Linked DNA regions of Homo sapiens: region 1 is linked to region 2. Evidence: chromatin loops called from intact Hi-C (ENCODE). Cell type or tissue: Caco-2. All regions are shown on one strand. Each heading gives the region's core, and the rest is flanking DNA. Links, peaks and the distances in the headings are about the cores only. Region 1 has its middle 22 kb from the start of SCYGR5. Region 2 overlaps SLC19A3 (solute carrier family 19 member 3).

Region 1 (10,069 bases), core at 1,139-9,138, 59 kb after region 2:
CTCCCACCTTGGTCTTTCAAAGTGCTAGGATTACAGGCATGAGCCGTTGCACCCAACAATTTTATCTTATTTTGCCTCTCTTTCCTAGCCACCATCTACATTCACCCACCTCACACCAAGTAGATTTTGCCTTCTAAACCAATCCACCTTTTTTCTTCACAATAAACACCAGTACATCCCATGAGGTACAAACTGGTTTAGCTAGAAGCTATGACTGGGCTGGATTCAAATACCAGAGATTGTCACAAAAAGCATATCTGGCATACAGCTTTTACCATGTTAGTGACTATACCCAAAAGCCAAAAACAGCAAGAATAAAGTTCTACCAAACTTCAAGAGTGCTTGGGTAAAAGTCTACCTGGGAACCCAAAGCATGAGGACACAGATTAGGTCATAGCAAAGGGCATTCTCAGGCTCAGTAAATCTGTGGATTTATTTTGGTAGTCTAGAAATTCAGAGGACAGGGATTTGAGAAGGTCTACCCCAACCGCCTTTGTGTCATCCTCCACCCACTGTACATTCCCCTTATAGAAAGTGAAATAATCACTTACGACAGATAGGCGCCGATAATTGGCCAGTGCCAGCAGTTCCAAGAGAAACTGTGGCCAAAATTGTCTTGAATGAGAGAGCTACTAAGTAGTTTCTTATGGTTCCTCCAGGGCAGCCCAAAAAAGTAAAGTGAAGAAAACGGAAGAGTAGAAGATAAACACACACATTTCTTCCTCTGACATTCAATCTCAAACTGGTCATTTGTTCCATATTTTCCTGATCACCGAGATGGTAACGCAATGGGCTCCTCAGTTTTGTACTGATGGATATCAAAGGGAAAGAAGGCGGTCAGGTTTTTCCAGTACTGAAACATCCTTTTTGACCTTTTGGTTCTCACTGTGAAGAGGAATAAACTATTTTGTTACATGCTAGTAAGCAACAGTATCTGAGCAGCCCTAGATTGTTCTGGAAATCCTGTCAAGTGTAAACAGATTAATTTATCCATTATGGCCTCTTTTCCTAGCCTCCATAGCTTATTGCAGATCAAATTACATTTATAAAGTTTAAAAGGCTGATAACTAAGATAATAGCTGCTGTGTTTTTTACACCTGGAAATATAAATTCTCACCTTATGAATATCTGTCATTCAATTTGTTTCCCTGAATTTCAGTTTCCCATTGCTTTCCAAAGTATTGTTAGAAATTCATGTAAACCATGAAACTAGACCCACTTTGGCAAAGGCCAAGCAGTGCGTCCTGGGGTTGATACATCTCATCTTGATAATGTTAAGTGTCAGAGGCCCAGGGTGTATTTCACGTCCTGATGTTTTTTTGTCTTTGCACTCTCCCCACTTAATCTTGCAGATGACAGATGAGATCTTCCCCGTTTGGACATACTCCTACCTGGTGCTGCTGCTGCTTGTGTTTGTCCTCACCGATTACGTCCGCTACAAGCCAGTCATCATCTTGCAAGGTATTATTAGTTTCATCATTACCTGACTGCCGCTCCTGTTTGGCCAAGGAGTGAAGACCGTGCAGGTTGTAGAGTTCTTCTACGGGATGGTCACTGCCGCCGAGGTGGCTTACTACGCCTACATATACAGCGTGGTCAGCCCCGAGCACTACCAGAGAGTGAGCGGCTACTGCAGGAGTGTCACGCTGGCCACCTACACAGCAGGGTCGGTGCTGGCCCGACTCTTGGTATCCCCGGTGAACCTGTTGTACTTTTACCTCAACGTCATATCCTTGGCCTCTGTCTCCGTGGCCTTCCTTTTCTCACCTTTTCTACCAATGCCCAAAAAGAGCATGTTTTTTTCATGCAAAACCCAAAAAAGAAACTCCTCAAAAGCCACCAGGAGAGGACGCCATCTTAGAGGAATCTCACAAGGATCACAAAGCAGTTCACTCGGAATTATTCACTGTTTCAGGGGACCTGGATGCCAGCAGTGGGGCACCCCAAAGCCAAGCAATGTGGCTTTGAGAGATTTTGTGCAGTGGTCCCGGGATTTGCAGGAGTGCTACTCCTCGAAGCATCTCTTTTACTGACCCCTGTGGTGGGCTTTTTCCACAACAGGTTTTAACCAGATGTTAAACTATGTTCAAATCCTATGGGATTACAAGGCACCATCTCAAAGTTTCACAATACATGTATTAGTCGATTTTCATGCTGCTGACAAAGACATACCCAAGACTGGGTAATTTATAAGGAAAGAGATTTAATTGACTCACAGTTCAGCATGGCTGCAGAGGCCTCACAATCATGGCAGAAGGTAAAGGAGGAGCAAAGTCACTGATTACATCGCAGCAGGCAAGAGAGAATGAGAGCCAAGCGAAAGGGGAAACCCCTTATAAAACTGTCAGATCTTATGAGAGTTATTTGCTATCATGAGAACAGTACGGGGGAAACTACCCCCATGATTCAATTATCTCCCACTGGGTCCCTCCCACAACACGTGGGAATTATGGGAGCTGCAATTCAAGAAGAGATTTGGATGGGGATACAGTCAAACCCTATCAATATATAATGGAGCAGTAGAAGCCCTTGAAACCTTTGGGTCTAGGTATATAAGACTTTATCTCATCAATGTGCAGAAAATGTGCTGCTCCATGTTGTAAGATACTCCATGGTAAAAAATTAGACCTGTTCGGAAGTAACTCCAATCAATGCATTTCAGTGCAATAGAGCCCTGAAAAAAGTAAGATAGTAAGAACTGATATTACAAGACCTACGCTACGTCAAGTATACAACACATATTTAATTGATATTTTTGCTGTTTATAATGAAGCTAGTGACTAGATTAAAAAATAAAAATAAAAAAACACTGGGCTCAATTTTTTTTTTCTTAGAGAAAGAGTCTCGCTCTGTCGCCCAGGAGGGAGTGCAGTGGCACCATCTCAGCTCACTGCCACCTCCACCTCCTGGGTTCAAGCGATTCTCCTGCCTCAGCCTCCCGAGTAGCTGGGATTACATGTGCACACTACCACGCCTGGCTAATTTTTTGTATTTTTAGTAGAGACGGGGTTTCACTGTGTTGGCCAGACTGGTCTTGAACTCCTGACCTCGTGATCCACCCACCTCAGCCTCCCAAAGTGCTGGGATTACAGGCGTGAGCCACCGTGCCTGGCCCCTGGGCTCAATTTTTTTATCTATGTTCTATCATTTGCCAAGTAGGCAAATCAATGAAAATTCTAGCAATCCATTTTCTCTTCTCTTAAAAGGCCAGAACAATATCTGCTAGTTTATTTCACAGGATAGCTTTTTTTCTTTTTTTTTTTTTTTTGAGATGGGGTCTGGCTCTGTCACCAGGCTGGAGTGCAGTGGCACGATCTCGGCTCACTGCAACCTCCAGCTCCCTGGTTCAAGCCATTCTCCTGCCTCAGCCTCCTGGGTAGCTGCACAGGATTGCTTTAAAGATCAAAAGATATCATGCATTCGGAGGTAATTGTGTACTGTAGTATCTTGGGTAAAAAATAGTTGTTTTTATTTAATTTTCTTGAACATAAAATAAATAACACAACTTTCAAATTGTATTCTTCAATAATCCTGTTGTAGTGATTTCAACACCAACTACCAAGTAGTTTGAAAAAGAAGAGTTTTGTCACAAATTTAAAAGAGGCAACTAATGTAATAAAACATTGAAAAAGGTATACATGGAAGATAAAGTTACACTCATCCCTAAAAACAGGAGCTACAAACTGGTGTCCTGCTGGCCAATTATGGTTTGACCATGAAGAGTTAGATGGTTTAAGGTTAAACTATCAAAACTCTTTTCAGGCAGGCAAGGTGGCTCATGCCTGTAATCCCAGAGCTTTGGGAGGCTGAGGTGGGGAGGCCAGGAGTTTAAGACCAGCCCAGCCAACATAGTGAGACCCTGTCTCTATAAAAAAAAAAAATTTGTTTTAATTAGCTGGGCATGGTGGTGTGTGCCTGTAGTCCTAGCAACTGGGGAAGCTGAGGCCAGGAGGGTCACTTGAGCCCAGGAGTTCTAGGCTTCGGTGAGCTATGATTGTGCCACTGCACTCCCGCCTGAGTGACAGAGTGAGACTTTGTCTCGTAAAACAAACAGGCTGGGCACGGTGGTTCACACCTGTAATCCCAGCACTTTGGGAAGCCGAGGTGGGTGGATCATGAGGTCAGGAGTTCAAGACCAGCCTGGCCAATGTGGTGAAACCCCATCTCTACTAAAAATACAAAAATTAGCCAGGCATGCTGGCATGCACCTGTAATCTCAACTACTCGGGAGGCACAAGAATCACTTGAACCTGGTAGGTGGAGGTTGCAGTGAGCTGAGATCTTGCCACTGCACTCCAGCCTGGGCAACAGAGCAAGACTCTTGGGAAAAAAAATAACAAAAAAAACTTTTTTTCTTTCTGGAATCTTTCAATAACTCTAGTCTTTAAAATGTGGTTTGAAAGGCCAGGTGTGATGGCTCATGCCTGTAATCCTAACACTTTGGGAGGCCGAGGCATGTGGACCAGCCTGGGCAACATGATGAAACCCCATCTCTACAAAAAATGTAAAAAAATTAGCCGGGTTTGGTGGCGTTCGCCTGTTGTCCCAGCCACTCAGGAGGCTGAGGCAAGAGAATCACTTGAACCCAGGAGGTCAAGCCTGCAGAAAGCTAAGATCGCACCACTGTACTCCATCCTGGATGACAGTGAGACCCTGTGTCAAAAAATAATAATAAAATGTGGTTTGCAGACTACATTACCATAAGGTGGGCACACTCACGGTAATGGTCTTCAAACCTGATATGCATAAACTGACCTAAGCCAAAGTTGACCGCAGCTAATAGTTTTACCTTTTTAAGGGATTGTAGAAAAAAAAATATGCAACAAGACTTGTAAAACAGGATATGTGGCTCATAAGCCGTAAGTATTCACTACCTGGCCCTTTAGAGATTGTGGATCTTGAATTCAATATAGTGGGTTGCTGACCAGCATTTTTAAATCGGAGTAGACTTGTCTAGTATAGAATAGGGAGCATATCAGCTTGTAAGGGTACATTTTGTTTTGCAAAAATTCTGTTCACACACATATATATGTACTAATTAATATATAAAATATATTTTTCTCAGGCTATGGTCAAAGAAGTTTGAAAGCTTCTGCTCTTGGAGCTATCTTATAAATATCAGGGTTCCCAGCCTGAGTATCATTGCTGTCCCTTGAGTTGGCTGGTGTCTCCTTCCTCCTTATCTAAAGATGAATTTCTGATATTTGTGTTGTCTGACAGGAAAAAGGCAAGAAGACTGAGCAACCAAGAGAAATCTTGGGAAGGTCTCTGGGGTACTGAGGGTTTCAGCTCCCACGCCTGGGTTCACCCTTCAAGGTCCATCCTGGGCCTTCCGCTTGGGCAAAACCTTCCTCCTGGCTCAGAAGCTACAGTAGTTTGGAGAGTTTGAGATGCTTGTCCAGGCACTCCTCATCTCTCCCAGAATATACTTTGTGAGCTTTAAAACACTCTTCCAAAGGCAGTGTGGTGCAAGGAGGGAGAGGTGGGCTGACACAGGCATTAATACTCCAGGGTACAAAGGGCAGGCCCCAGAGCTGTCTTTGAAGTTAGCCCAACAATCTGCATGTATTTTCCTGACAAAACAAAGCTTTCACATCAAATGAGACTTTGAAGCTGTTTATTTTAAAGTTAGGTTGTTCCACACCCACCTGTTTATTGAACATGGCGGGGCCCATTGTTGAGCTCACATTCTTGTCATTTCCCTCCCTGAAAATTCCTAACACTTGGTTGATTAGGTCAGGGATCGGATCGCTGTTTCATCCTCTGCACTGCTGGCCTCTTGGGCTGGGCAATTCTTTGTCGAGGGCACTGTTCTGAGCTCTGTAGGATGTTCAGCAACATTGTATGCCCGTAAGCCACTAGGTGCCAGGATGCACCCCATTGTGACAACCAAAACTGTCTTCAAATATTGCCACCTGTCTGCTAGAAGGCAAAAATACCCCTGGTTGACAACCACTAGATCAGATTTGGATTAGGGTCAGAGCTTTTGGGTGGGGGTTGAGGGAGATAATGAGTCTCGCTTTGTCGCCCAGGCTAGAGTGCAATGGCGTGATCTAGGCTCACTACAACCTCCGCCTCCCGGGTTCAAGCAATTCTCCTGCCTCAGCCCCCCTAATTTTTGTATCTTTAGTAGAGATGGGGTTTCACCATGTTGGTCAGGCTGGTCTCGAACTCTTGACCTCAGGTGATCCACCCGCCTCAGCATCCCAACAGAACTCTTTTATAATCTTTATCATACCGTATTTATTTATTTATTTATTAACTTAAATTTATTTATCTAATTTCCCCACTAGGCTGCATTGTTTTCAAAGCAAGGACCCAAAATTTACCACTATGTTGTTCCACAGAGAACCTCAAAAGTACTTGCTGGTTTAACAAATGAAGGAAAGAAGGAAGGAAGAAAAGAAGGAAGGAAGGAACAAATAAAGAAGGGAATGACCAGGCCAGGCATAGTGGCTCACACCTGTAATCCTAATATTTGAGAGGCCAAGATGGGAGGATTGCTTGAGGCCAGGAGTTCGAGACCAGCCTGGTCAATATAGCGAGATCCCATCTCTCTCTCTCTCTCTGTCTCTCTGTCTCTCTCTCTCTGTCTCTCTCTCTCTCTCTCTCTCTCTCTCTCTCTCTCTATATATATATATATATATATATATATATATATATATATATAGAGAGAGAGAGAGAGAGAGAGAGAGAGAGAGAGAGAGAGAAAAGCTTGGCATCTGCCAGGGATCTTGAGGAAAATTTTTAAATGGTGTTACAGAAAGGAAAGAGAAAAGAGAGACAAGGGCAAAGAGAGAGAGGCCATCCTTCCTAGGGCATTGGTAATAGGCTCACAGAAAGGGCGGGGGGGAAAAGAGCAGGCACCACACATTAGGAAACTTTAGGCTGCAGACCTTGTGCACCTCAAGCCAATGACCAAGCATTCAGTTTCCCATTTCTTACCCTCTGTTTGTCTTGACCAGACTTTAGTCAGGCTCCTGGCTTTCCTACAGACCCCTAAATGTTGCTTACTCCAAACCCTGAGCAAACACAAAAAAATGTGGAATGTGTCACCCTTATCAGCTCCAAACGGGAATTGGCTGACCACAGTGGGATACTTTCCTGTCAAACGCCACTGACCATTTCCCCCTGTGAATCCAGCTTCCTCTGCAGAGATTCTGCTTATGTCTGCTTGTACCCTCTTTACCCTATAAAAGTAAATCCTTTTTCTGTTTGATCTTGAGTCATGCAGATTTCTGCAATCAGAGAGTTCTTTTTATTGCAATAGCCTTTCTTCTAAATAAAGCCTCTCCTATCTAAGTCACATATATATTCTTTTTATTTGACACCAGGTTTCTAAGCCTGAGTTTTAACATCTGCAAAGGGAAGAGGAAAGAAAAAAATGGCCCTCTCCATGGGTCCTCTCCAGTCTATGATTTACGAAAGCCTAAATTCAATTGGTCTATTTCAACCCTTAAGAGAAAATGATATGTACAGTTCACAGAGGTGGATCAAGCAATTTTTCATTCAAAGTTCACAATAAGTCAGCATTTTTTTTTTACCTTAGTCTGAAAACGCTTCAGTGCTTCTGTAACTGTGGATTTTAACAAAACCGTGTGCTATTTTACTGTACATGGATTAACAAGATGTAGTTTATTTTTTATTTTATTTTATTTCATTTTATTTTATTTTATTTTATTTTAGGAGCCGTGGCAGCCTTCACAGTGGCTACATCAAAGTCATCTGGGATCTTCCGGGTGAGTTGCCCTTGGTGATCTTCTCAGGAGCAGATGGAGGTTCTCTATGTCCCATGCATTTCACAACTAATATTTGGGTGCACTATGCTGGTCTCTTGATATTCAAGTCAAGTTTTATGCTCTTTATAACCATAGCCGTGTAAGTATTTACCATTTCTTTCTTTTAACTACCTAAACCTGAAGCAACAAAACATGTTTATTTATTCTTCCAGTTCCTCTGAATAGCATTTTGCAATGTTATGCCTAAGGCTTCCTACAAGAGGCAATGAAACTATATTCCCATTTGAATCAACTTTCTCTTACGACTTGACTAAGATTCCTAATCAGGAGGATACCTGAAGTTCTTAAGCAGTAATATATTGTTAGGCTTTTATTTTGTCTGATTTAGCGACACAGTATAATAAGATGCGATTCTAATTTTGACTAAGTTTAGTTTTCACTCCCAATTGTCCTGCTTGTATAGTCAGAGCGTATCTATTTCTTTTTGAAATGACTTATCAAATATTCTGAGAGCTGTTACAGAAGTGAAGCTGTTCTATAAAACTATGTCTAAATACTATATCACACAGTAGTTTAAAAATATGAAGTATTTGATTTAGATTAATCATGAAGTAAATGAGCTAAGGAGGTGGTGGATGCTGGTTGGAGAACACTTCAAGGAATTCGATGTTGCTTCTCGTTTTCTGTGTAACAATGTATTTCATTCTATATACCAAGTTAATCCGAAATAAACATCTGAAAATATTTTCCTTGGCTGAACATTACTGGCAGCATAATCTTTGACATGCTCTGTGGCCTTAAAGTTTTCTAGTCTGTTTGGCTATAAAATGAAGGTCAGATGCGTTTCTTTCTAAGGAGTATTAGTAATGATGACATCTGAATTTTCAACAGAAATACTGGAAGCCAGAAAACAATGAAACAACATTTTAATTTTTATTTCTATTTATTTATTTATTTATTTAGAGACGGAGTCTTGCTCCATTGTCCAGGCTGGAGTGCAGTGCACGATCTCAGCTCACTGCAACCTCTGCCTCCCGGGTTCAAGCGATTCTTCTGCCTCAGACTCCCAAGTAGCTGGGACTACAGGTGCATGCCACCATGCCCGGCTAATTTTTGTATTTTTAGTAGAAATGGGGTTTCACCATATTGGCCAGGCTGGTCTCGAACTCCTGACCTCGTGATCTGCCCACCTTGGCCTCCCAAAGTGCTGGGATTACAGGCGTAAGCCACCACGCCCAGCCTGTTATTTTTATTTTTATCTTTTAAAAATAATTGCACCTTTTGGTTTAGATTCAGGAAGTACATGTGCAGGTTTGTTACATGGGTATATTGCTTGAGGCTGAGGTTTGGGATACAATTGATCCCATCACCCAGCTAGTGAGCATATTACCCAATTGGTAGTTTTTCAACTTTTGCCCTCCTCCCAAGAATATTTTTAAAGTGTGAAAAGTAAAGAACTGCTAGCCTAGAATTTTATGCTAAGCAAAGATATTCCTCAAAAATTAAGTCAAAATAAAGAATTTTTAAGACAAAAAAATTAAGCAAAATTATTGTGGCTTACACTAAAAGAAATATAAAGGGAATTCTTTAGGCAGAATGAAAATGATCACCATTAGCATTGCAATAATATAGGAAAAATAATACTGGAAAGAATAAACATATAAGTAAATCTAAGCAAATCTTGATTTTTAAGACAGATTCGCGCAGGCTGGAGTGAAGTGGTGCAATCTCAGCTCACTGCAAGCTCTGCCTCCCAGGTTCAAGCAATTCTCGAGCCTCAGCCACTCAAGTAGCTGGGATGACAGGTGTGCACCACCATACCTGGCTAATTTTTTTGTAGTTTTTGTAGAGAAGGAGTTTCACCATGTTGGCCAGGCTGGTCTCCAACTCCTGACCTCAAGTGATCCACCTGCCTCAGCCTCCCAAAGTTCTGGGATTACAGATGTGAGCCACCGCACCTGGCCTAATGTTTCTAGTTTTAAAAATATATGTAGAGTCCGGGCACGATGGTTAATACCTGTAATCTCAGCACTTTGGGAGGCCAAGGCGGGCGGATCACTTGAGGTCAGGAGTTTGAGACCAGCCTGGCCAACATGGTGAAACCCCATCTCTACTAAAATACAAAAATTAGCTGGGCGTGGTGGCAGGTGCCTGTAATCCCAGCTACTGGAGAAGCTGAGGCAGGATAATCGCTTGAGCCTGGGAGGCGGATGTTGCAGTGAGCCGAGATCCCACTATTGCACTCTAGCCTGGGCGACAGAACAAGACTCCATCTCAAAAAAATAAATAAATAAAAATATATGTACAGTTAAAATTTATGATGGTAATAG
Region 2 (10,069 bases), core at 1,751-9,750:
CATTTGCTCAATCTTGGCATTTGCAACCTCCACTTCCCAGGTACAAGTGATTCTCGTGCCTCAGTCTGCCAAGTAGCTGGAATTACAGGTGCCCGCCACCATGCCTGGCTAATTTTTGCATTTTTTAGTTTGAGACGGGGTTTCACCAATGTTGGCCAGGCTGATCTTGAACTCCTGACCTCAAGTCATCCACCCGCCTCAGCCTCCCAAAGTGCTGGGATTACAGGCATGAGGCACAGTGCCCGGCCTCAGTTTCTGCAGTTCTTGCTTTTTAACAGTTGTTTACCCTACAAAAATGGAAAATATACTTGGAAATATTTGTGGACATAGGGCTTTTAAGTATATGCACTTAGAGATAGATACAGACAACCTATGGATTAGGAAATAGGACACTATCCATGTCTGAAATTTAAATAAGGTCCAAATTAGCTTAGATCCAATATGATTCCCCAATGCATATATGAACAATACGTGAACATTGTTGTGTGCACAACTATGGAAAGGTCTTAATCCGCACAGTGACTCTGAGATAAGACTCACTGAAGGAAATACAGCAGCAAACCCAGGAGATGTGAGTTCCAATCTTCATTTGTAACTCACTCCAAATGAGATCCTAGCAATGAAGTAATTTTTTTTTGTTTCCCACTAAAAACAAATAAACAAAAACCTTAGTTTTTCTATGCTACAGAATTAGGATGACAAATGAACTTATCTTGCAGTCACTATAAGAACACTGACAGTTTCAGAGATAGTATTAAAAATCAACTAAACACTTATAATTATTGTGAAAGCATTTATCTATCAAAGAAGGTTAGCCTGCAGCCAGTTGGAAAGTTTTTTTTGTTGTTTTTTTGGTTTGTTTGTTTGTTTGTTTGTTTGTTTGTTTGATAGAGACAGGGTCTCACTATGTTGCCAGGCTCTCCTGGGCTCAAGCAATCCTCCCGCCTCAGCCTCCCAAAATGCTGGGATTACAGGCATGAGCCACCGTGTCCGGCTGCCAGGTGGAAAGAACAATTTAAGGAGATGGTTAAAAGTGGAAAAGCCAATAACATGGTAATAATTGAAATAAAAGAAGAAAGAAAAAATTGAACTCTGATACAAAGAGACTACAACTGTGTAATAGGTTGCATAAAAAGAAATTTTGCAAACATGTAATAGGTTGCAAGGCAGATAAAAACAAAAATCATGAGAAGCCACTCCTGCCAAATTCATTCATAGTCAAAATACAAGTTAACTTTTGTGGGAGATTAAAAAAAAGAAAACTAAGAGCATTTTAAAATGAAGTAGGATTAGGTATGCTAGCAAGAGAGTTTTTTTCAAAAGGCTGTGGCACCCCACGTACCCCAAAGAAGGGGAGCCAGCAGTAAACAATGTGGCCTTATGTGGAATACATGGCAATGGGCTCCAAATACAGATTCAGGCTGGGCGCGGTGGCTCACATGTGTAATCCTGGCACTTTGGGAGGCCAAGGCAAGTGGATCACCTGAGGTCAGGAGTTCAACACCAGCCTGGCCAACATGGTGAAATCCCGTCTCTACTAAAAATACAAAAAACTAGCCAGGCATGGTGGCAGGCACCTGTAATCTCAACTACTTGGGAGGCTGAAGCAGGAGAATTGCTTGAACCTGGGAGGCAGAGGTTGTAGTGAGCTGAAATTGCACCACTGGACTCCAGCCTGGGCAATAGAGTGAGACTCTGTCTCAAAAAAAATAGAGATTGAGAGAAGCTGGAGGCCAAACAGTAGAGAACTGAAGCATCCCTTGGTGGGACAGCTGTGGCTTTTTTCATAATATGAAAAATAATTATTTCCATTATTTTTTAAATTTGTTTTTTTTTATTATATTTTATTTTATTGTATATTTTTTGAGAACAGGGTCTTGCTCCGTTGCCCGGCTGGAGTGCAGTGGCACCATCTCAGCTCATTGCAACCTCCGCCTTCAGGTCTTCAGTGATCCTCCCACCTCAGCCTCCCAGGTAGCTGGGATTACAGGTGCGCATCACCATGCCTGGCTAACTTTGTATTTTTGTAGAGACAGGGTTTCACCGTGTCGCTCAGGCTAGTCTCGAACACCTGAGCTCAAGCGATCCACCTGACTTGGCCTCCCACAGTGGTAGTATTACAGGCATAAGCCACCGCGCCTGGCTGAAAAATAATTATTTTTCTACCAGCAAAAGAAGAAAGGAACCCATCAGTTCCAAGGCAACTGAAGTGACCACTTGCAATGCAAAGGTGTTGGCTCATTCAAAGTCAAAGATGTTGGCTGGATCAGCGCCTCTGTGTATCCCCACAGTGTCTGTGGCCATTTTCTTCAGGGCTCATGTGGTGTGCTGCAACAGGGTCAGGGGACAAGTGCACTCTGGTCTGCCGTGCAGGTGCAGCAGGGAGACCCGCCCAGGGTCACTGTAGCTCTGGAGTGGAGCAAAGGCCAAAGCTCAGGGTTCACCTCCTCAATCTGCTGTTGTAGCTAACACTGTGCCACTGTAAACTCTCTCCTGTGCGTCCAAGTCCACCAAGGTAAGGTCTGTTGTGGATTTAGCTGCTCTGAGTCTCTGCTAAAAAGAGCAGCTGATGAATTGACTCTTTCTTTCTACTTTCAGCATCTTCACTGCATGTTTCAAATCGTGAGAGCCTGATAGGCTGACTTTTGTTTAGGGAATGTGCCTTTTGTTGTTGTTATTAACACAGTCGTTCTCTGTTGCCCAGGTTGGGGTGCAGTGGCATGATCTCCACTCACTGCAACCTCCATCTCCCGGGTTCAAGTGATTCTCCTGCCTCAGCCACCCAAGTAGCTGGGATTACAGGCACCCACCACCGCAACCGACTAATTTTTGCGTTATTAGTAGAGATGGGGTTTCACTCTGTTGGCCAGGCTAGTCTTGAACTCCTGACCTCAGGTGATCCACCTGCCTCAGCCTCCCAAAGCGCTGGGATTACAAGCATGAGCCACTACACCCAGCCTTTTAAAATTTTTAATCTACCGTTTACACAGTGTTCTTGTACCTTTTTAAAAAGTGATAGAGCTTATAATAATGGGTGAAGATGACTGCTACAGGAGTAACTTTTAAAAGGACTATCTTGTGATTTGGAACACACAGAAAATGAAGGGGAAAGGTAAACATCTGGCTTTCACAGGTATGAACTCAGAAAATCAAGTCAATTCATGTCCTCACCTTAGAAGCAGTGGAAGCAAAGGGACGTTTAGAGCACTTTTTTAGAGGCGGATAATATGACGGGATCAAAATGGAATGATAAATGGAAAAAAGACAAAAGAACAGTCTATTCCAGAATAATACTTTGTTGTGGAGGAAGTGATCCTCCCAAACAGCACAGGTGGTTACTATGTTTATAAGGGACATGTGTTCATATTTAGTGCATTTTTTCTTCTGCATTTTTTTTTTTCAGACAGGATCTCACTCTGTCGCCCAGAGTGGAGTGCAGCAGCATGATTACAGCTCACTGCAGCCTCGAACTCCTGGGCTAAAGTCATCCTCTCACCTCAGCCTCCCAAGTAGCTAGGATTACAGGCATGCTTCACCACACCACGCTAAATCTTTGTTTGTTTGTTTTTTCATCAACTTTTATTTTAAGTTCTGGGGTACATGTGCAGGATGTGCAGGTTTGTTACACAGGTAAACGTTTGCCATGGTGGTTTGCTGCACAGATCAACTCATCACCTTGGTATAAGCCAAGCATCCATTAGCCATTCTTCCTCCCCCGCCTCCCCATTTCCCCGACAGACCCGAGGGCATGTTGTTCGCCCCATGTGTCCATGCGTTCTCATCATTCCATTCCCACTGGCCAGGTTGCCGAGAAAAATAAATGCTTTTACATTGTTGGTGGGAACGTAAATTACTTCAACCATTGTGGAAGACAGTGTGGCGATTCCTCAAAGATCTAGAAACAGAAATACCATTTGACCCATCATTCCTGTTACTGGGTATATACCCCCAAGAAATAGAAATTATTGTATTATAAAGATACATGAACATGTATACCTTTTTTTTTTTTTTAAGAGATAGGGCCTCGCTATGTTGTCCAGGCTGGTCTCAAACACCTGACCTCAAGCAGTCATCCTGCCCTGGCCTCCCAAAGTGTTGAGATGACAGGCATGATCCACTGAGCCCAGTCTTCCTCTACAACTTCTAACTTAGTACCGTGTCCTATAGTAAGATAGTGTACATTATGATTATATATTTGTATTTATATATTGCTGACCCAAACAGAAGTTTCAGAAAAAAAGCTTAGCCTTTCTCTGCAATGCATTCTGATAGTTAACATTTTTTGTACCATTAAAAAAATCCAACACTTTGGGAGGCTGAGGCGGGCGGATCACCTGAGGTCAGGAGTTTGAGACCAGCCTGGCCAACATGGCAAAACCCCATCTCTACTAAAAACACAAAAATTAGCCAGGCATGGTGGGTGCCTGTAATCCCAGCTACTCTGGAGGCTGAGGCAGGAGAATCACTTGAACCCAGGAAGCGGAGGTTGCAGTGAGCTGAAATCGTGCCACTGCACTCCAGCCTGGGCAAAACAGTGAGACTCCATCTCAAATAATAATAATAATAATGCTGTTTGCAACCCCATACTAAATTTCCTTGACACCACAATATGAAAAGCACTGTTTTAAAATAAACTGAAATTGGATTTTTATTTTTATTTTTGAGACAAGATCTCACTCTCACCCAGACTGGAGTGCAGTGGTGTGATCACAGCTCACCGACACCTTGATCTCCTGGCCTCAAGTGACCCTCCTGCCTCAGCCTCCCAAAGTGCTGGGCACCATGCTCAGTTTAGAATGGGAATTTTGAGGATATAGCCAGGCTGTCTCAAACAGAGGGTAAGAGGAAAGATAGCTGAACTTGGAATTAGGAAACTGAGACCAAGTCCAGGCTCTGATGTTTGTTAAAGGTGAAAATGAGCACAAATCTTACTACCTTTAGTCCTCCATTTCCCCATCTATCCAGTGACAACCATACCACCTCCATGTGCCTCACAGAATGCTCCAAGAAAAATTAAATCATTTTCAAAATGTAAAAATTATTTTAAAAGATTGCATAAGTAATTCAATTATCATAGTCCTAGTCGTAAATGGTAAAACACTTGGAGATCTGAGGACCTTTCTGTCCTGTAAGGCATGCAGCTAGGAAGTGAGATGCACTCACGAAAACCAGGCAGCACTTGAATTTATTCTCAGTGGTGAGGCGTGACTCATGCCCTTCCTTCTATAAGATTGTCTTCCCTAACTCCTGGATTCTTGCCTGTTCCTGACACTTCTCTCTTTTCACCCTTACCCTTCTTCAAGTAGACTGTAGTGGTTTGTTTATTCAATTCATTCAGCATCTTCCTTGAGTGCTATGTATTAGGTGCTATGCTAGGCACTTAAGACAATGTGGTGGACCAGGCAATACGCCCTGCCCTCCTGGGCTTGTACTTTAGTAGGGCATGTCTTATTATAGGTTTTTTTCTGCTTGACCATCCCAACTAAATCGATTTGGACAGCTGTATTAGAAACCTAAAGAAATAAAAAGATAGATAATCCAGCAGGCTTTTAGCAGCCTGTGGATCACTGTGGCATAGTCCTAGGTCTCAGATGCACAGAGAAGATGATGACCTGGATTTAGAGAACAAATCCGTGGTCAGCAAAGGTGGAGAGGAGGCTCTGGATATAGAGCCAGCAGATGCTACCCCAGCAAGACCACTCTTCAGAAGATGACCAAGCCTCAGTGATCACCTGTCCAGGACAGCCATTTCTATAAGATCATTAACAACGAAGACAGAAAGCACCAGCAAACCCAGCAGCATTCCAGGAAGAAGAGAAAGCCCTGTTTTCTGGACTAAGGGAGTAGGTTAACAGTCACTGTAATTTGCCTTTGGCAAAATTTTCACATTGTCAGCATTGCTCACTGATGCTGTAATCCTAGTTTCAAAATCTGATCGCTCTTGTCTCTCCACTGCTTAATCAAGGGCTTTGTTGACATAAACAGTGTTTACCCTATTGAACTTAAGAGAGGAATTATGCAGCTGTCGGGGTCACCTTGGGAAAGGGTAGGGTGAGTGGCAAGCCGCAATGATGTGACCTAGTAGGTCCTTCCTACCTCCCCAACCCCTAGTAAAGCTCCCCACCCACTGGATACCTGGAATTCCACCCAGGTAAGACTTGCTATTCCGGAATGAGAATGCTTTTCCTTCTCTCTCGTCTGCTTTCAAACTGCAATTGACCCTAAAAGCTCTATATATGTAACCATAATCTTTAGTGTGAATGTGTTTATAAATACACGTTTTTTCCCTCACTGTGGTTGTCATTAGGTTAATACCAGTAGCTGAGGGGGCCTCCAGAATGAGGGAGAGTGGAGTGGGTGAAAGATTCCTGATGGGAGTAGGGAGACCTGGATTCAGATCTTGATCATGTGGTTTGAAGCCAGTGTTTGGGCATCTTGGATCTTCCATATGCTCCTCTGGGAATGTGGGGAAATGATATCTGTCTTACAGTTATTATGTAGATTTAAGGAGATAGTATGCAGAAAAGCATCATACAACAAATTAGTTTCCTTCCTATAAATGTATCTCAGAGAACTTAGCCACATGCAGGACCATCAAAAATCTATAAACATTACAATAAGGCAAAGCTTGAGCTAAAATGTGGAGGAATTAGTGAATTTTCCTGTGCACATGATAATTCACATGAGATAGCAAGATGTTTTCAAATATAGCTGCCATACAATGATTGTTTTTTGTTTTTTGTTTCTTCTGTGCAGTGACAAATGAGATCCTCTATTGGGCTTTATGTCTAAAGCTTGCATTTCAAGCAATTTCCTCACTCGAGGTCAGGAGTTCAAGACCAGCCTGGCCAACATGGTGAAACCCCATCTCTACTAAAAATACAAAATTATCCAGTCATGGTGGCAGGCACCTGTAATCCCAGCTACTTGGGAGGCTGAGGCAGGAGAATGGCTTGAGCCCGGGAGGCACAGGTTGCAATGGGCTGAGATCATGCCACTGCACTTCAGCCTGGACAACAGAGCGACCCTCCATCTCAAAAAAAAAAAAAAAATCAGGTTTTCATCGCATCAAGGATGCTAAAAAGAATAAGCATCACTTAATTTTCTCTTTGTTTCCATTTGATCAGCCATGGATTGTTACAGAACTTCACTAAGCAGTTCCTGGATTTACCCCACTGTGATCCTCTGCTTATTTGGTTTTTTCTCCATGATGAGACCCTCAGAACCATTCCTTATCCCATATTTATCTGGACCAGATAAAAACCTGACCAGTGCAGAGGTAAGTTAACATACATACATATCTTAATGTGGTTTTTTAAATTTTATGGGACTTGAACAAGGATACAGGGCTTCCCTCAACTTGATATAAGATGAACACATTAAACTCAGTGAGCCTGATTTTCATAATATGTGTCCCATATAGAACTTTTCAAACTATTTCCTCTTCTTACTTGCAAAAAATTGCAGCCAAAACATATTACATGTGTTAACAAATTTTTAACTTGCATAGAGTCCTAACATTTGTGTTAATGATAGGAGACTTTCAGGTCTCCGTTGATTCTATTATACTAATCCTAAAATAGCATCACTGGCAGGCACAGGATCTAGATCTAAATAAACTCTCAGGCTGCTGAGGGATAAGCAGGATCTCATAAAAAATTGTGGTATTTCTTTATGACACTGTTTGCCAGCAGGTGAGCCATTAACAGCTTTATCTCCCAGCCCTTGCCTCCTTCTCTGGAATGCCAGTTTCTCTTACTTAAAAGAGCAACGCCTTTCTTTTTCTTTCTTTCTTTCTTTTTTTTTTTTTTTAATTGTTTTTGTTTGAGATGGAGTCTCACTCTGTTGTGCAGGCTAGAGTGCAACGGGGTGATTTTGGCTCACTGCAACCTCCGCCTCCCAGGTTCAAACAATTGTCCTACCTCAGCATCCCGAGTAGCTGGGACTACGGGCATGAGCCACCATGCTCGGCTAATTTTTGTATTTTTAGTAGAGACAGGGTTTCCCCATGTTGGCCAGGCTGGTCTCGAACTTCTGGCCTCAAGAGATCCACCCGCCTCGGCCTCCCAAAATGCTGGGATTACAGGCGTGAGCCACCGCCACCGGCCTCGCATTTCTTTATAAGAAGTACAACAAGAAAATGCACTGACCTAACTGCAAAATTACCCTGGGCTGATTTTACAATCTCCAGCCTTAGCCTTGAAAACACTGTGTAAAGTGTGTGGCTTCGCCTGCAAGGCTGATGGGTGCCTCGGGTGGTGAGGTGGCAAAGACAGAAAGGCAAGCTTCTTCTGTAGCATCAGATCACTTAGGGACAACCCTGTTTCCGAGTTGCTCAGGTTGAAGCATGCCACAATTAAGACAACAAAGGACAGATGCAGGGTCAGAAGCAACTCAATGAATCCACTGGGTTCTGCTTCTCGAGCCACTGTGGACCAGTTAACAGACCTTCCCTCCAAGGAGCAGCTCAGTTGTGTGGTCTTTGCTCTGTGGCCTCCTGCTTTCTCCAGCAACCTCAGTGATCCAGGTGTCAAGGTGGGTACGTTCAGTGATTTGAGAGGCTGCGGCACTCACCCATCCCTACAGATCAGCAACTCCAGTCCTTCCAACTGTGAAAATTGAGATCCCATGCATTTCTGACTAAATCTGTGAGATGATCCATATTAAATTGAGCCATAAACAAATCAGCAGAATTGTTAGGGGGAGCAGGGGGAAGGTTGGGAACCTAGCAAATTTGCCCATGAAGGAAAATGAGATACATTATTTGCTTCCACTCTATAATGTGGCAAAGTTATTTACTCTTTCCCTATTTTCCCATATCTTTCCAGATGTTGGAAGGGCTGAAATATTTGATGTAGTGATAGATCACATGAAAATAAAGGCTGTTGGATTCTTTTTGTTGTTGTTGTTCAGATGGAGTCTTGCTCTGTTGCCCAGGCTGGAGTACAGTGGCACAGTCTCGGCTCTCTGCAACCTCTGCCTCCTGGGTTCAAGCGATTCTCCTGCCTCAGCCTCCCAAGTAGCTGGGATTACAGGTGTCTGCCACCATTCATGGCTAATTTTTGTGTTTTTAGTTGTAGACGGGGTTTCATCATGTTGGCCAGGCTGGTCTCGAACTCCTGACCTCGTGATCTGCCTGCCTCGGCCTCCCAAGGTGCTGGGATTACAGGTGTGAGCCACCATGCCTGGCCTGGATTCTTTTAACATTGTGGTCTACTTGTCTAATGTTAATATTCAAACAAGAAGGAAATTATATTTTTTAAGAATCTTGGGCCGGGCACGGTGGCTCACGCCTATAATCCCAGCACTTTGGGAGGCCGAGGTGGGCGGATCACCTAAGTTCAGGAGTTCAAGATCAACCTGATCAACATGGTGAAACCCCGTCTCTTCTAAAATACAAAAATTAGCCAGGCATGATGGCGGGTGCCTGTAATCCCAGCTACTCAGGAGGCTGAGATGGGAGAATGGCTTGAACCTGGGAGATGGTGGTTGCAGTCAGCGAAGATCGGGCCACTGCACTCCAGCCTGGGCAGCTGAGCAAGACTCCACCTCAAAAAAAAAGAATCGGAAAATCTTAGAAGTGTCCAAAAACTTTTTAACTCATCTACTCAACTGTACATACTATCTAAACTTAATACATAATTCAGATTGCACAATAAGCCAATATATTTTTCTGCCGGGGTTTATCTAAGTGTGTACATTGGTTTTTACCAATGGGAAAGGAGACTATCTTTTCTTGTGATTTCCTTGAAAATCAGTTTTCTCATTATGTTTCTCCGTAATGCGAATAATTTCCAATTGGAGGCAGAATTTGAGATACAAACCACAGGTACCTTAGTAAAGTACCGGTGCTTCGTGGTCATGCAATTTACCAACTTTGCAGATAACAAATGAGATCTTCCCCGTTTGGACATACTCCTACCTGGTGCTGCTGCTGCCTGTGTTTGTCCTCACCGATTATGTCCGCTACAAGCCAGTCATCATCTTGCAAGGTATCAGTTTCATCATTACCTGGCTGCTGCTGTTGTTTGGCCAAGGAGTGAAGACCATGCAGGTTGTAGAGTTCTTC

The links. Peaks named below come from ENCODE experiments on the same cell type or tissue, not always from the same donor. Only the 100,000 strongest peaks of a DNase experiment are listed, where the experiment ranks them.
Region 1: a loop joins it to region 2, with 3 times the contacts of the local background. A loop is called at or near these places in 4 of 110 quality-filtered maps.

What each region holds. Positions count from the first base shown.
Region 1 is chr2:227,639,893-227,649,961 of GRCh38, reverse strand. It overlaps the pseudogene LOC100420667. Among named protein-coding and RNA genes, the nearest start is that of SCYGR5, 22 kb to the left of the region's middle. In Caco-2, for the core only: no CTCF peak of the experiment used is centred there; a DNase peak (open chromatin) is centred at 5,611.
Region 2 is chr2:227,699,379-227,709,447 of GRCh38, reverse strand. It overlaps SLC19A3 (solute carrier family 19 member 3), which reads left to right. Exons shown (of 6, transcript NM_025243.4): 2 at 7,128-7,279; 3 at 9,884-10,069. The coding sequence starts at 7,130. Among named protein-coding and RNA genes, the nearest start is that of SLC19A3, 14 kb to the left of the region's middle. In Caco-2, for the core only: no CTCF peak of the experiment used is centred there; DNase peaks (open chromatin) are centred at 2,387, 6,067 and 7,707.